2 separate regions of the Homo sapiens genome follow, and region 2 is linked to region 1. A link is a loop called in an ENCODE intact Hi-C map of the cell type or tissue named here. Cell type or tissue: mesothelial cell of epicardium. All regions are shown on one strand. Links, peaks and the distances in the headings refer to the core of each region. The heading gives the core; the rest is flanking DNA.

Region 1 (8,325 bases), core at 1,459-6,458:
TGCAGTCATATGCAGAGGTTTTGAGGGTTAGAGCTGCAACACATAAATTTTGGGGAACACAATTCAGCCCATGACGGCACCTGTCTGCAGGAGCCTCTCATATGCAGCTGTGTGCTGGGGAGCTGGAGGCCCAGCATTGGGTTTGCACCCCCAGGCCCTCCCACCAGAAGGAAGAGGCAGGGGACCTGGGACCAGCAGGTTTTGGTCCTCTTCTTTTCCTCCATTCCTGCATCCCTGCACTCGGTGGCCTTAATAGGGGAATGAAAAAGTCGTGAGTGAGTGAATGGCAGGTATCCAAGGAAGAGAGAAGCAGAGCTCCCGGTGGATGAAAGGAGCATGATGTCCAGGGGTGAGCAGCACCCAGGGCACTTGAGCCGGGGCAGACCCAGGACCCAAACCACTGGGCCCTTCCATTACCAGGCTCTGCCTCTCACTTGGGAATGTGGCAGGTGTGTTAGCTGGGACTTGTATACTTGTTTCCAATTGCTGCTGTAATAAATGACCACATACTTAGCAGCTTCTAAACAGCACACATTTATTGATCCCAGAATCCTGGAGGTCAGAAGTCCTCAATGGAGTCATGTTCCTTCTGGAGGCCCTCAAGGAGAATTCTTGTCTTGTCTTTTCTGCTTTTAGAGGTCACCCAAATCCCTGTGCTGGTGGCCTCTCCCTCCCTCTGCGCTGGTGGCCCCTCCCTCCCTCTGCACTGGTGGCCCTCTCCCTCGTTCTTCAAAGTACAGCTCTCCAAGCCCTGCTCCCATCTGCACATCTCCTCTGGCTCCAACTCCCCCTTCCTCCCTCTCATAAGGGAGGGCCACCCTCCCAACCCAGGGTCCTCTCCCGTGTCAAGATCCTTCACTTTATCACAACTGCAAAGTCCCTTTTGCCATGTAAGGTCATGTATTCACAGTTCCCAGGGATTAAGAAGTGGGTTGGCTGCAGTCACAGGGTGCCTGGCATCAGAGAGGCTTAAGCAGAGTGGGGTATTTCCATCTCCTACGGCCACCCAAGCTGCGATGACAGCTTTGCTCTGAACCACTCCTTGTCCCCTGGTGATATGGTTTGGCTGTGTCCCCACCCAAATCTCATCTTGAATTATAATTCCCATGTGTTAGGAAGGAACCTGGTAGGAGGTGATTGGATTATGGGGGCAATTTCCCCCATGTTGTTCTCATGATATTGAGTAAGTTCTCATGAGATCTGATGATTTAAAAATGTGGCACTTCCTTCCTCGCGCTCTCTCTCCTGCCGCCTTGTGAAGATGTGCCTTGCCTCCCCTTCACCTTCTGCCATGATTGTAAGTTTCCTGAGGCCTCCCCAGCCATGGGGAACTGTGAGTCAATTAAACCTCTTTTCTTCATAAATTATCCAGTCTCAGGTAGTATCTTTATAGCAGTGTGAGAACAGACTAATACACCTGGTTTGCCAAGTCTAGAGTCCTCCCCCACCCTGAGTCCACACTGTCACTTGGCAGGGACAACAAAACACTTCCTAAAATGCAAACCCGTTTGGGGTGGGATTTTTTTTTCCTCATTGCATTGCAGCTTCCCCATCTTCCTAAACAGAAGCCATGGAGCTCACTTTCCTTATCGAGGGCACTGCATTGGGGTTGGGGGCAGGCAGCAGCCCGACAGATCTTCTGGGATGTCAGTTTCCCCCACAGGATCAATTGCTCAAAGAACGCAGGTGTCATTGGAACGTGCATCCATTCACCCATTCACCCACTTGGCAATCACCAGGATGTGCCAGCATCGTGGATACTCTGGGCAAAGCCAAGAAGACTTGCTTGCCTTGAAGTGGCCAGATGGAGCAACTACCAACACTTGCTAATGTTCCCATCTTCTAATGGGATGTTCTTCTGTAGGACTGAGTTATAGAAAACTATCACCTTTACACCAGTGGCCCAAAATGCCGAGCTTTATGAGTTCATGGGATGTCTTTAGGAGAACTTTATCTCCATCTCAGCTGCTGCCTTTATTGCTCCCTTCTCTCGCACCCCCTGAATCTCTCTCTCTCTCATACACACACACACACACACACACACCATTTCCAATGTATGAGCTCCTAATTTACTATAGAGTAGGAAAAGAAGTTTAGAATATCCGTTATAATTTTATATAAAGAAAGAGTAACCAGGCTATGACTGTAAGGCGGGCATATTAGTGCAGAGCATTTGTGAAACCTCATGCCTTGTCTGCTTCCTTCATGCATCTTGTCTGCGGACGGAGTGGCTGAAATTCTCAAAGCTGGGGGTTAGTGACTCTTCTAACCCTCCACCCTCCCTTCATCCCTCGCTGTGCCCCAGCTCCCAGATCTACCAAACCCAGCTCCTAGTTCTGAGCCTAATATGCACTTAGTGAACATGAAGTCGGCCATTAGCACTAGCCCCTTACCTCTCTCCGGCTGGCCTTGCCTCCTCCAACCCATACCATACACCACAGCAGCCTCAATGATATGTCCACACAGAAAACAGTCCCACATGCTTGAAACCCTTCAGTGGGTCTTCATTTGGGGAGGATACACCCTAGCTCCTCTGGCCGACTTTCAAGGAGCTTCCTGGCCTGACCAGCCTCTTTGGGCACCAGATCCATCTCTGCCCCAGGGTCACAATTAAGAAATGCCCATCACCTACTCTCTGCTCAGCCATCTGAGGTCTACACTAGCCCACATCCCATTCTTCTCCCCTTGGAATTTAAGTTTGCTTTTGCTCCTCAGGGTTCCCACCCAGCTCACCCAATCTCAAGGCATGGTCAGAACAGGCCCCAGACAGCCTCACCAGCCCTGGGTCCTGTATGTCCCTCCCCCTGCTACCCTCCCCTCCACCCCAACAAGTCACCATCACACTGAGCAACCAGAGTCCTCTGGTTAGGGTGGTCTTTTTGCCCTCCTGCCTTTGCCCCTGCTGTTTCCACTGCTGCTATGCCCTCCTCATTCCCCTTTGGCTGTCTGGTAAACATATCTCCTCCAGGAAGCCTTCCCTGATGATCCATTTCCTGGGCAGAGTGAGCACCTCCTCCCACTGGACTTCTGCAGTATGATCTTCTACCTCTCCAGCACAGAAGCCCTGGAACGTGTATCACTAGCAACAGGTGAGAGCAAAGTGGGGCACCGTGTCTTGTGCATCAGGGCCCCATTCCAGTGCAAGCCTTTTTCAGACCAGGAGGATCAAGAGGGGCAAAGGAGGTTTGCAAGATCCAGGTTGGTCAATCAGTGTTTCTTATTCCCCTGGCCATGGTAGCTGGTTTAGGGTTGGGCATACGACCCCAGTCTCACCAATCAAAGTGGATCCAGGGATTAAAGCCTTCTCAGAGGAAGACAGAAACGGGAAATGGAGAAAGTGAGATCGAGTTCTGATATCATTTGAGCTTCTGAATCCAGCCATTCCTGAAGCTGAAATCCCTGAGCTTTTCAAGTACACAAATGCACAAGCCAATTGCACCCAAAATGGTCCTGTCCAATACAGAACTCAAACATGAGCATAGCTCCAGGATTTTGCCATTCTCTTTGGGGAATAAGGGATATAGATTAATCAAGAGCAGGCCTCATGTGTCCAGGACCCTGGGCAGCTATGGTTTACCTTCATCAAGTCATCCAGTACTGAATGGCTTTACCCCAGCAAAGAGGACACGGTGCTTCTAAGAAGGGCACCCATTGGCAGAGTCCGCCAAGGGACATGGTCCCTCCACTAGACTTTCCAGTAAGAGAAATCACCTCTGGGGATGACAAAATTCACAAGAAAGATGAGAGATAGATTGAAAAAATGACTTAGACAATTTGGCACTATGGTACATCAAAAAAAATGCCTACATGGTAGTTAGGCTGGTCCCAACGGTGCCAACACCCCTTGTTGACTTTGTTCAAGTCACTTTCTTGTCTAGAAACCACATCCCACATCCCTATTGAGTTATAGAAACCCAATCCTCTATAACAAAGAGGATGGGTCTGAGTGTGGTAGAGATAATGTTCTTTGCCCCACAGACCCATCCCACTTTCTTCCCTCCTGGACCCCTGCTGCCTTCTGAGGGAGTCAGGGATCAGATTGCACAGAAGCAGTTCTGGATGATGAAAAGTAAAAAGAGACGTGTGTGTCACTTCCAGGCTGAGGCCATGAGAAGCACCATGTGACCCTCCATTAGCACATGAGATGCAAACAGGCTGGATCCCTGAATCACTATGTAGAGCACAGCTGTCCTAACAAGTCACCCCCTTCACTTTGGGATTTGAGTGAGAGAAAATAAGTTCTCACAGCAATAAGCAATTGAGGTTTGGAGATTTATTTGTTATGGCAGCAAAACCTAGCTTATCCTGACTAACATACCAGAGATGGCAAACACATGACACACACACCATCACTAAGAGACTGGCAGCCATCCAGACATTACTAATCCATCTTGGCACATTTTCCTCCCATCTCAGACATGCTCCAGGCAGCCCATACCAATGGACTACCTAAGGACTGTAAGGTGGGTAAAGATCCCTCCAGCTCACAAGTTACCTACCACTCAGGTGGTTGAGCAATTTGACTGCCCCTCATTTGACACACAACGGTCAGGCTTGGGAGTCAAGGGGAAGCTGTCCCTCTGGAAGGATCTGACCTCGCCCCACCACTCACAATTCAGGATTGTCAAAGCCTCGTGTCTTCTCACCTCCTTCCATCACCTCCTTCCCTGCCATGCCCCAAGGGGCTGCTGGACAGAGGCTGCCCCCACCCCAGCCTCTGCCAACTCCCCACCCCTCATCGCCGATTCAGGAAGCCTCCAGGATTTTGGCATCAGTGACATTTTTCTCTGCCTTCTTGCTGTTCCGTAGTAGAGCCAAGTAGGAACTTGTTCCTCTGAAGACTTTGGAGAGGAGCTGCGCTGCCCCATGCTTTCTCATTCTTTCTCAGGGTGTGCCCCAGCCTCAGACCCATGAAAGGCAATTTCACTTTCGGTGGGGCTCCTTCCAGGAGGAACACTAGGACCCAAATGGGAGCAGATGTGTTGGCGGTCAGCTCCCTCCCCGAGCCAGAGCCGAGGGAAGGGCCGTCCTAGGACACAGGCTCCAAGCAGATGAACAGAGGCAACATGACTTTTTACAATGGGGCTTTGATCTACCTAATGTCACAAGACAGGCTGGGGACAAATGCCAGGCTCTGTGTGACTCCCGGTTCCCACAGGAGGTGCCCTGTGCAGGTATTCACACGGGGAGAGTCTTGGCAGGCCCGGCCCCTGGGTCTGTGCCCATCACAGACACAGCCACGGCAATCAGGTTTTGGAAAATCGTGGGTGAGGTTCCTTTGGCCGAGGCTCCAGCCTCCTGCCTGAAAATAGCATGGGGAGGGAGGGAGGGAGGCCGCCCCCAGTGGCAGTGGGCACCCTCCTGGTGTGAATGAGGGTGAGTGTGAGGAATTCCTGTGGTCGGGGCAGACGGCGGGGCACAAAGGCTAGGCTGGCGTCCTTGACAATACCCGCTCTGTCCCTGCAGTTGGTGACCTTCACCAAAGTGCTTCGTGAATGGGCCGTGGCTGCTCCCAGGTGTGTCCAAGCCGCCGGCGTTGGAAGCACATGAAGAGGCCGGGACCGTGGGGAGAGTTCACAGGACGTTTTGTAATTTGGGTGCCCATGAGGGCTGCCCTGGGGCTCGGGCCAGGCCGATGGAGGCTGCCAGGGGCCCATCCTTGGGCTGTCAGCATGCATTATCCCCACCTGTGCTCAGGAACAATGGCCACACCTGTAACTCGCTCCCATCCCCGGGTGGATGAAACGGCCTGTGCCTCCTGCCTGCAGCTCCGGTTTCCCTGCCGGGTGGCCCTCGGAAGGCTGCAGCAGGATGTACAGGCAGCCCAGAAAGATAGCGAATGGTAGGGACTGAGGGAGGTGGGGCGTGGCTCTCCGCAGGCCAGGAGTCTAGTTTAGACAAGGACGTCCCAAGGTTTCTCCCAGTCACTTTTACGAAGCATGCTACTCACACCAGGGTCCTGACTGCCCCGACTCCCTCTCTCACCCGTCTCTGAAACTCCAAAGCCTGGGGCCACCAGGAGCAAAATCTTGGCAACCTCCCTTTTTTCTCCATTTTTGCCTCTCAGCACAGTGAGGTTGGCCCCCTGATGTGTAGACACAGCTACATATTTAACACACTTAGATACCTTTTGCCAGGCATCAAGTATTTGTGTATTGTGCAAATACTCGTTTCAGCCTCACAACAACCCCAGGAGAAGCTGCTATCAGCATCGACTCCATTTCACATTTGGGGAAGCTGAGGTTCAGAAAGGTGAAATCACACAGCTGGTAACAGGCAGGCCTGGGCTGTGAACCCAGGCATCTGGCGTCCGAGACCTTGCCCACCCCCACCGCCTCCCACCTGCCCTGCTCCCGCCGACACCACAACCCAGGGCTCTTTGGTGACACCTGGAAGGGGTCCCCTGAGCACGTCTTTCATGCCCATGCCCTTCCTACGGCCCACATTCCTGGGGCTCGGACCAGGTCATCCTCATCGCTGTACCCCAGCCCCAGACCAGACGAGTGTTTGTTAACTTAAAGGGAACACAGCTGGGAGATCATAGGTGTCATTTCTGGAGCTTCCCCCTGGAGCAGGCATGCCTCAAACACTTCCATGGACGCCCTCATGTTCCTTTCCCAGCATCCCACAGAGAAGCATGAGCGCCATTCCCATTTCACAGGCGAGAAAACAGGATGAGAGCGATACGGTGCCCAGGCAAGCATCACCCAGCTCCTCGTCCGCAGCAGCCATGGGTTCCAGACTCAGCACCTCTTCTGCCTCCATCCTGAATGAAAAAGGGAGGGGCAGAAAGGAAAGGAGAAGGGGTGCGGGGTCATTCGGAGGCGGTAGAGACCTCATGCCACCTGCCAGTAGCAGCCCTACCTGACTCCAAGAGGACAAGGCCTGCACTGGTCCTCACCCACCTCGGGGCTGGCCAGCTTGCCATTTTTGATGACCCCACACTGAGGCCTTAGTCGAAGGTGGCATTTCCGGGTCTGGGGGTTATTTGTTGCAGTGATGGAGAGATAAACAATGAGTTCCAGAAGTCGGCTGGCCAAATCCCAGCCCCACACAATAAACCCCACCTGTGGTGTGCAGGCAGGACGTGAACAGGTGTGTCCTCACCAGAGAAGTATTTAGATACCAGAAAGCCAGCTTGCCTGTGGTGTGCAGGCAGGATATGAACAGGTGTGTCCTCACCAGAGGAGTATTTAGATACCAGAAAGCCAGCTTGCCTGTGGTGTGCAGGCAGATGTGAACAGGTGTGTCCTCACCAGAGAAGTATTTAGATACCAGAAAGCCAGCTTGCACAGCCACAACAGGCCCCTTATCCCAGGCAGGGGGGACAGGAAATGGATGGAAATTTGCATCCTTTTGAATGCATCCTCCGCTTAGTGGGACCAAAGAGACTACCTGAGCCTCAGCGTCAGCTGCGTGCGGACCGACCCCATGCGGACCGACCCCGTGCGGGCAGACGTCTGCTGGTGCCGGGCACTTGGCCAATAGGAGAGCCTCGGGAACGGAATAATGAAGAACTGATTTACCCAGCAGGGCCCTTTCTGTGTCTGGGAAGCTCTCGCACCTTCTTGGAGGGGGCAGGCGTGTTTCCTTGGGAGGAATGCCGTTACACAATCGGTCTGTCAAGAGTCTGCGTTCAGGAATCCAGGCGAGGTGGCTCCAGCTGCGGTCTGCTCCTTTGATTCACACACTCCCCACGGGCAGCCCCAGCCCCTTGGCTCCCTGCTGCCCTGTGAAACACACACCACCCGTGAGGGACCCCACGCAGGAACCAGGCTTGGGTCTGCAGCAGACAGAATGCAGCAGGACTCAGGCGGTGCACCCACGCCGTCTGGAGGCCTCAGAACTAGAATCTCACAAGAAGTCTGCCGGCAGATGCTCCTGCTCCTGCACACTGTACAGATGAGCACGCAGGGGCCAGTAAGGAGCACGCAGCCTCGTGGCCAGCAAGAAGCAGAGCAGAGACGTGGACCCAGGCCTGCAATCACCGATCACCCTGCACAGGTGCGATGTGCTGCAGAGTGTAGGTTAGGACATGGGGTGGAAAGTGTGTCTGGGGGCTAGACCCAGAAATAAGACCATTGAAAAGAAAGCTACATCAAAATAGCAAGAGAAGGGAGGCAACTTGGTGGGATGTTTACATGTTCAAGGAGGGCACTTCCGAGCACTCCATGCTGGGGACTAGGTCACTAGATCACAGAAGCTCCACTCAGCTCCCCCGTGGAACCACCTGGGAGGATCTGTAGAGAAGACTCCCACGTTATTCAGGAATAAGAAGAAATGAGCCGGCAAGCTGCAACAAGACATGGAGGAGTGTGAAGTGAA
Region 2 (8,603 bases), core at 1,518-6,517, 57 kb after region 1:
CCCATTGTCCCAGAGCAATCTGCCTCACTCCTGCCTCCCCATTTTCTCCAAGAAAAAGGGGAACCACGCATGCAGCACACAGCCGGGAGCCCTCTGTCAGATCTGACTCCCGGCGCCCCTGCTCCCCACCAGGGGGCTGCTGCCCTTCACCCCTCACTCCTCCCTTGCCATACTCATTTTTAAAGTTTGAAAACTTGAGTCCGGGTCTCTGGAGCCCTTCGCAGTTCCTGCTGAGGGTCTTCCAGCTTCCAAAGCGGGCATCCAAGCACCAAAATATGTTTGAACAGGGACACTGCAGGACACGCCTTTTTATTCCCACCTGATATGATGTCATGCTTCCCTCACCCACCTTCCTGCCTCTCCAGATTGCCCACGGGCAAGCTGCTGATTTCTTTTGTCAGGCTGGAAGGCCCTAAGAGGGGAACAGCAAAAGCTGTTTCCTTGTAAGTCTTGAAACTTCCATTGCAGCCAAAAAAAACAAAAAACAAAAAAAAAAAAAACCCTTCATTTTTTCACAAATGTTGTTAACAAGGAGATTAGACAATCAAGGAAATAATTTGGCCTCCATAGTCCTCAAATGATATCCACCTACATAATCCCAGGCCAATGCTTGAGGCTTTTGGACACAGACTTAGTCTGGTGTTTCAGAGCCATCCTAAAAGTCTGGCAGCAAGAAAAAAACCAAGGTGAGTTATTTCTACTCCCAGCTCAGGGGGTCCTCTGCAGCCAGCACCACCACGGGCAAGAGGTAAAAAGCCCAAGACTAAAGGCCGGCCCAGCCGCACTGAGATGCTTGTGTTCCTTCAAGTCTTGCTCGTATGAATCTTAATTAAACACAGCGAGGAAAGTTACTAAAGTTAGTTAATGAAAGGCAGGATTGGACAGGGGCTGTGAAGCAAGAGAGGATCTGTGCTGCTTGAATCTTGGGATAAAAATTAAAAGGCAGTGTTCCCCTGAAAGCATCACATGCTCACTATGGGGAAAGCCCCAAGGGAAACCACGCCTCCACACCCCAACCGTGAGGGGCCCTTGCCAAAGTCCTGAACGACAGAGCCCAGTTTCTCCCCTTCTCTCCAGGACCCAGCACAGGGCCCACCCAGAGCAAGTGCTTGGTTGTTACTTGGAAGAAGGGATGGAGACATGGAGGGATAGAAGGATGCAGTGATAGAGCAATGGTGAGATGGAGGGATGGAGAAATGAGAGACGGATGCATGGAGAGATAGGAGATGGATGGATGGATGGATGGATGGATGGATGGATGGGTGGGTGGATGGATGAATAAATGGAGGATCAATGAGTGGATGGATGGAGATATGGATGGATGATGGGTGGAGGGATGATACATGAATGGAGAGATGGAGGGATGGAGAGACTGCTGGAGGGATGGAAACATGGACGAATTAATGGAAGGACAACTGATGAATGGATGTATGGAGGGGTGGAGAGATGGATAGATGAGTGGATGGATGGATGAAGAGATAGAGAGATGGATGGATGGATAAATGGATAAATGAATAAAGGATAGATGAATGGATGGATGGAGAAGTGGATGGATAATAGGTGGATGGAAGGATGAAGAGATTGATGGATGAATGGAGGGATAGAGAGATTGATGGATGATGGATGGATGAAGGGGATGGATGAAGGGATGAATGGATTAGGAAGGGATGGAGAGACGGATGGATAGATGGAGAGATGGAAGGATGAAGGTATGGACAGCAAGCACACAAAGGTCACAAATTGCTCATTTGTGTCCTCTCCTTTGAGGAACATCTACAAGATAGGCTCACCCTATCTAAGCCTCAGCCCTGAGGAAGGCCAACCACAGTCAGCCGGCCATGTTGGTGGCCTTCTTCCCTAATGGCTCCCTCCTGTTCTGGTCTTTTGTAGACAGAGAACCTCCTTGCAATCAGACTCACACACAGCATCTAGCAGACGGCCAGTTCCCCACCTCTGGGCACGTCCTCCTTCCCTTGCCCGGAGAGCCCCCGTCTTATCCAGGCATTATCTGCTCTGTGCTTCACCAGCCCCTCTCCAGCCCAGAGCAAAGGCTGCTCAGGCTTCACCCTCTCCTGGCAGCTCCCGTCTGTTGCTGGAGATTGGTGTAGACATGACGCATGGGACACACCCTGACCAGTGAGGCACAGGGAAGACTGCTGAAACTGGGGGCTGCTCCCGGAAAAGGGTTTCTTGCTAACAGAGGGGAACACCACAGGGAAGTGCCCCTTCCCACTTGGATGTTGTCCCGTAGGGACGTGATGCTAGAAGAAGCTGCCACCATCTTGCAGCTGAGGAGTCACCCAGATCACTGATGTCATGAGTGCTTGGATGAAGCTGCCCTGGAGCCATCCTCATCCAGACTTATTGAATCCTTTCTGGTTGGGTTTCTGTGCTATGAGGTCAGGAGCACATATCTAGTGATGGGGTCTCACTATGTTGCCCAGGCTGGTCTCAAATTCTTGGCCTCAAGTGCTTCTCTCACCTCAGCCTCCCAAAACCTTGGGATCACAGGCATGAGCCACTGTGCACAGTCCCTGAGCAAGTATCCAAATGGCCCATCATTTCCCATCAACCCCAAGAAGTCAGCACTGATTAACATTCCTGAGTTAATGAGGAAACAAAGACTAGCAGAAGCTTCTGGACCCACCCTGCTCTACCTGCCAGAGAGCTCGACTGCTCCAGGGTACCCGGGGTGAGCCCAGCTCCATCTTCCCTGAGGCCACCCAGCCTGCGAGGTGCCAGCGATGTCCCTGTAACTATGGCTGGATGTTAAAGGCATAATACAAAGTGAAAGAAGCCACACTGAAGAGACTGCCAACTGCATGGGTCTATTGATGCGATTCTAGAAAAGGCAGAGCTATGAGGACCAAAAACGGATCCACCACTGGGGGGCTGGGGTGGGAGGACGCACGAGGGAGCTTTGGAGGTGATAGAAATCTTCCGTATCTTGATTACGAGGGTGTCTGTGACTACTTGCATTTGTCAAAATTCACCAAAGCATACACCTTGAAAGGATGGATGTTACCGCATGTAAATTATCCCTCCATTGGCCTGGCTTCCTAACATGCTCCCTTGGCTAGGTTGGGGTTTCTGGGGCCATGACCTGAGCATCCCAGGAAGAGCCAATCCCAGGAAAAGCTCATCCAGGGGACACTTTTCTTGATTAACGAATCTCTTCCCTAAAAATGAAATATTCGTGGAAGCCCAGAGCACAAAAAGGACCAAAGCAAAGACACCTTCTCCTCCAACCAAAGGCATCCTTGAAAAGTCCTGGGGTGCCCCGGACCATGTATGCTAGTCAAGGGCAGGTTCCACCCAACCAGAGAGGCTGGCAGAGTAGCCCCTCCAGCGGTGAGAGGACCCCCCCGGCCTGCTGGATCCATGAACCCAAGCATAGGAGGGGCCTAGGCCACTACCCGACACAAGAAGGGGGCTGTGCTGTGGAGATCACGCACAGGCAGGGGCCACCGGGAGTGGAAGGCACAGCACTGAGCCCGGAGCACCGTCAAAAGAGAGGCTTGGGCCCAATCAGTAGCTCCCCAGCAGCCTTCTGGAGAGGCGGCCACGCACACGGGCTTCCAGGACCCAAACCCCACCACTCCTCCTGCTCCGGCCGGGCCACCCTGGGCCCGTCCCTCTGCTGCTCTGCGCCTAGGTTCCCTCAGGTGTGAAATGGCAATGGTAACAGCACCTACCTCACTTGGCCTGTGCCTGTTAAACAGGATAACGAGCACAACCATCCAGGCGTTAACAACTCACTGAACACCCAGGCGGCTGTCCTCGCTGTCACCTCATGGCGAACAGGAGCTGGGGGTGAGCAAGGGGCCACGTGCACCCCCCACCAACCTCCCCCTTCAGCCCCAGCAGGCTCATCTGGTTTCTATCCGAGGTCTCCATGCGATTGGGCATGAAAGGAAAGCGCTGGTGCTCAATGAAGTTTGAAAACTCCGGTCTCTGTGGCCCCTCCGCCGGCCGCCTGGGACCCTGACCACCACTTGCCTCAGGCCTGGAAACAGGCCTAACGCTGTCCAGGCAAGCAGAATCAAAGGCCCTCTGTCGAGCGCACATTTTCCAAGCGCTTGGAGGGTCTGTGAGGTCCTGGGAGGTGGGGAGGACGCGAGGTTATAATTGGCCTCCCCTGGGCCAACAGTACTTCTTAAGAAGGCGCCGCACAAAGAGTGTCCAATTTCCCAACCCGGCAGACCGTGGGTTTAATTAAGGTCCATAAAAATGTAGCCGGCAAAGTGTAAGAGGTATTGCATCTTTCCCAGTCAATATGGGCATGTGTCTTACCTGGAAAAAGTGGTTTATGCAGAAAGAATTTCCCAAATGGGTTCCATATGCCTGCTTTCCCCCATAGCGGGGCCTTCCACCGGGGCCGGGGTTGGGGGCTGGGACATGGGCCCTCCTCCCAGCACGGCCTCCTCGCTCACCCTCTGCCGGCTGCCGCTGTTTAAACAGAAGACGTCATGGCGAGTGATATACGGTGGATTCCAAAGATTGTTTCATCCAGGGGAAATTGCTCCTGGAGCCAGCTCCATCCCAGGTAAGCCACAGAGACCTACTGTGAAGTGAACTGTTCACCCTCCCGCAGGCCCTGAAGCAGGAAGTGCTCCTCATGCCCACTGCTTACTGTCAGTTACTCCATGGCCCAACAAGGGCGCCAGCACAGGGCCAGGCACTCGGGACCCCAGAGATGGAAGGGACCACAGGGGTGTCTGGCTAGCGTTCCCCATCACACTTTCCAGATGGGACCACTGAGTTCCAGGGAGGGGACACAACTAGCCCGGGACAACGGATCTTGGAAGCCGTAAGAGTGGCATTGATTCGGGGTACCATGGAAGTCAAAAGGTAGTCAGGAGAGGCAGAGAGGAGAGAGGGGGAGCGAGAGGGCATCTTTAACGCCTGTTCCCAATGCTAGATGCAACCCCAGATGTCCTAGTTATCTGAGCCAATATAAATTCTCTGCCCCTCATGATGGTGGCTCCCCCCGTCTCTTCATCCACATGTCACCTCCTCCAAGGAGCCTACTGGGCTGCCCCACACTTCACACAACTCTCCAGCTCCTCCCTCTGAAATGTTACTTTGCTCATGGGTCGGTTAACTTACCCACTGGCTATTGCCATCAGTAGTACTGATTCTCAGGAGAGCAGGAACCATACTTGTCTTGTTCATTGTGGTATCCCCATGGCTGGGACAGATCTAAGCATATAACAAGTGCTAAATGATGACGATTTATTCATCATTATCACCACCATCACCATCACCACTATTGCCATATCATCATCATCACCATCGTCATCACAATCACTACCACCACCACTACCCCATCATCATCATCATCACCATCATCATCACCACTGCCACCACCATCATCACCATCACCACCATCACCATCATCATCATCACCATCATCACCATCACCACCATCACCATCACCATCATCATCACGACTGCCGATAGCATCATCATCACCATCACGGATCATCATCACCATCATCATCATGAGCAGTATCGCCATCATCACCACCACTGCCACCACCATCATCATCATCATCATCACCATCACCATCACCATCACCAGTATCACCATCATCATCACCATCATCACCATCACCAGTATCACTGTCATCACCACCACTGCCGCCTACCATAATCATCATCACCATCACCACCATCACCATCACCAGTATCACCATCATCATCACCACTGGCCACCACCATCATCATCACCATCACCACCATCACCATCACCAGTATCACCATCATCATCACCACTGCCACCACTACCATCATCACCATCACCATCACCATCATCATCATCATCATGACCATCATCATCATCATCACCACGTTTACCACCATCATTATCACCACCATCAACACTATCACCATCAACACCACCATTCTCCTCATACCATCATCATCATTATCACTACCACCACCACCATCACAGCACCAGTTCAATTTAACCCCCTTTGTGTACCAGTCAGGGACTATTCCAGGTTATCTATATGGATTAACCAATTTCATGCCCCAGCCCTGTGAGGTAGGACTGTTACTATCCCATTAGTATCCCATGGGGCTCTAGGCTTAGAAACTTTCCTAGAGCACCATGACTCAAAAAGGCCAGAGCTGGAATATGGCCCTGGAAACAGCCTGTGGACTGATGGACCAGCTCTGAGCAGCACAGGGCGGCCCTCTGCCCTCACACCTCATTTCATCTCAAGGTACCTGGCAAAGCAACTCTGGTCATTCCTGCTCTGCCAAGGAAGAAACCAGGGCTAGAGGAGGTCCAGCTACTCACCCATGGTTACCAAGTTGCATGGCTTCCACTGGCCACATGCCCCCTGATGATGAGATGCCAGCACCGTGGTCTCTGTGAAGAGGAGCAGCTGACCACCCGGGGCTTCAGGGCCTGGACCTTCTGACAGCTGCCCCCAGCCACCCCTCCACACCCCAGTTCTTCTCTTGCTCTCAGTCTGTCTTGCACACACAGCTGATCCTGCCTTCCATGGCCTCACTCCAGCCCTGATGAACCCTGATTTTGGCTCTGAAAGGAGGGGCTTTATCTGCTTGGCAGATAAACCCATGAGGCCTCTAGGATGAATCTCCCTCACCGACCCTCACTCCTTCCTTCACCCATCCCTCCACCCTGCTGACTCACACCAACAGGAATCTGCAGGCTCAGGAATCATCCAGCAGGACTGAAATATTGGGGAGAGTTCTGGCTGAAGTCCCTAAGGAAGCTGTGACTTCAGGATTTGGCGGGGAGGGGCTTTCAGGTAAGTATTTTGTGTGTCTCTCACAGAAAGAGCCTTCAACCAACATTTGGAGTGCTGAACCAAATTGAATTCAATTCTTTCTCCACCTCTGATCTGCCTCCGTTTCCCATTTATACCAAGTGATTGGGCGGCACCACCACACAGGCCCCACCAGGGTTTGGAGGGATCTGTCATTGCATGGCTCCGGGTGTAATTCTCAAATGGTCCCAAGAACCCCTTCAAATATTTGAAACAGAAATCTGCGGGGAAGGTATGTGGCAAAGTTTTCAAAGCAGGCCACTCCGATCCTTTCTGCAGGATTTCCAGGCAGCCTGCCAGCCTCCCTTTCCAATTAAATGCCCCATTTGGCTGGTGGGTGGGCCTCTGGGCTGGAAGAGAGAGATGCCTGCTACCACCCCTGTCTGGACATAATTTGGGAGACAGGAGATTTCATGAGCCAGGGGAGAGAAGACACCTGAGATATGATCAGGATAGACGCATCCCCCGACCAGCTCCTCAGGAAGAAAGAGCCCCATGTGTCCACCAGCCCAAGGTCTCACACAAAGGACCCACTCTGTGAATGCCTGGGGATTGGGGGAAGTAAGAGGGGAGGAGGGACAGAGACTCCTGGCGGAGCCAAGGAGAGTGTGGACCCTTCAGCTCTGGGACACCTTGCCCAAGACAAAAAGGTGGCTCAGAGCCGTAGCTGGCCTTGGGCTATGTTGTAAACTGAGAGTCAGGAGCAGTGAAAATGCAATGATCAGAACAAATAATATTACAGAGAACTCTACCTGGCTAAGGCATCAGGACGCATCTAGGAGGAGCTGTGGGTTGACAGGGAAGCCCAGGAGGGCCTGCAAAGGAGGCTGTGGACCCCATGTGTGCACACACACATGTGCATGTGTTTGTGGAAGTTTGCACATACATGTGCAAGTTGAGACGAGCCTTTGAAGAAAAAAATAATAACGAAATGCCTATGAGCAAAGCCAGGTGCCAAGAAAAGAAGCAGAAAGGAAGATGAAAGGCAGGAGTCCCCGCCTCCCCAGCCTCCGGAAGCTTCCACGGGGCGAGAGGCCTCCTGGTGTGGCTCTCATTTTCAGAGGCCCGGCCGCCTGACCGCCGCAATGCTGGGGCCACGTGGCCGAGGGGACACATGGAGCAGGGGCCAGTGACCCAGAGGAGGTGATCTTGGCCACGATCTGATTACCAGATGGGTCCTTTCCCACTCCCTAGAAAACAGGAAATCCATCTGAAAGGCAAGACAAATCGCCGCCCCTGCCTCCCGCCCATCTGCCATGATATGTGAACATGCAGGCTGTCAGCAGCTCCAGCCCGTGATTGATTCCCGGTATTTATAGGCCGGGGTCTATTATCAGCTGTGCTATCAAAGGCTTAGCCAGGCTGGGCTGACCCCACCGGCTATTTCAATATGCCACTCCTTTGAGACAGCTCTAACTCTTTAATTCAATAGCAATACTATTTCATGTCAGTCCCAAAGAGAGAGTTTCCTGTTTTGCAAAGGATTTGTGCCTGATTTCAAGGCAAATTAAAGACAGCTTGGAAATGTCACCTGCACTCAAGGTCAAGGGCGCTACAGCCTCTACTCTCAGCCCAGGGTTTCACCTGCAAGGCTGCACCCAAGGCTCAGACACTGTTGAGAGGTAGAGAAACAGGATGCCCATCCTCATCCCAGTTTGCCACTAAAGTGCAGTGTGGGCTGGGCATGGTGGCTCATGCCTGTAATCCCAGCACTTTGGGAGGCCGAGGTGGGAGGATCACTTGAGATCAGGAGTTTGAGACCAGCCTGACCAACATGGAGAAACCCCGTCTCTACTAGAA

The links. Hi-C counts contacts between places; a loop is a spot of excess contacts. Peaks named below come from ENCODE experiments on the same cell type or tissue, not always from the same donor. Only the 100,000 strongest peaks of a DNase experiment are listed, where the experiment ranks them.
Region 2: it touches region 1 in a loop (30-fold over the local background); 1 of 110 quality-filtered maps calls a loop at or near these places.

Annotation. Positions count from the first base shown.
Region 1 is chr11:69,249,208-69,257,532 of GRCh38, reverse strand. It overlaps LOC105369368 (a long non-coding RNA gene), which reads right to left. Exons shown (of 3, transcript XR_001748070.1): 2 at 7,565-7,730; 3 at 6,361-6,766. Among named protein-coding and RNA genes, the nearest start is that of MYEOV, 41 kb to the left of the region's middle. In mesothelial cell of epicardium, for the core only: no CTCF peak of the experiment used is centred there; no DNase peak of the experiment used is centred there.
Region 2 is chr11:69,191,873-69,200,475 of GRCh38, reverse strand. No RefSeq gene overlaps it. Among named protein-coding and RNA genes, the nearest start is that of SMIM38, 40 kb to the right of the region's middle. RefSeq lists an enhancer at 3,648-4,272. In mesothelial cell of epicardium, for the core only: no CTCF peak of the experiment used is centred there; a DNase peak (open chromatin) is centred at 4,425.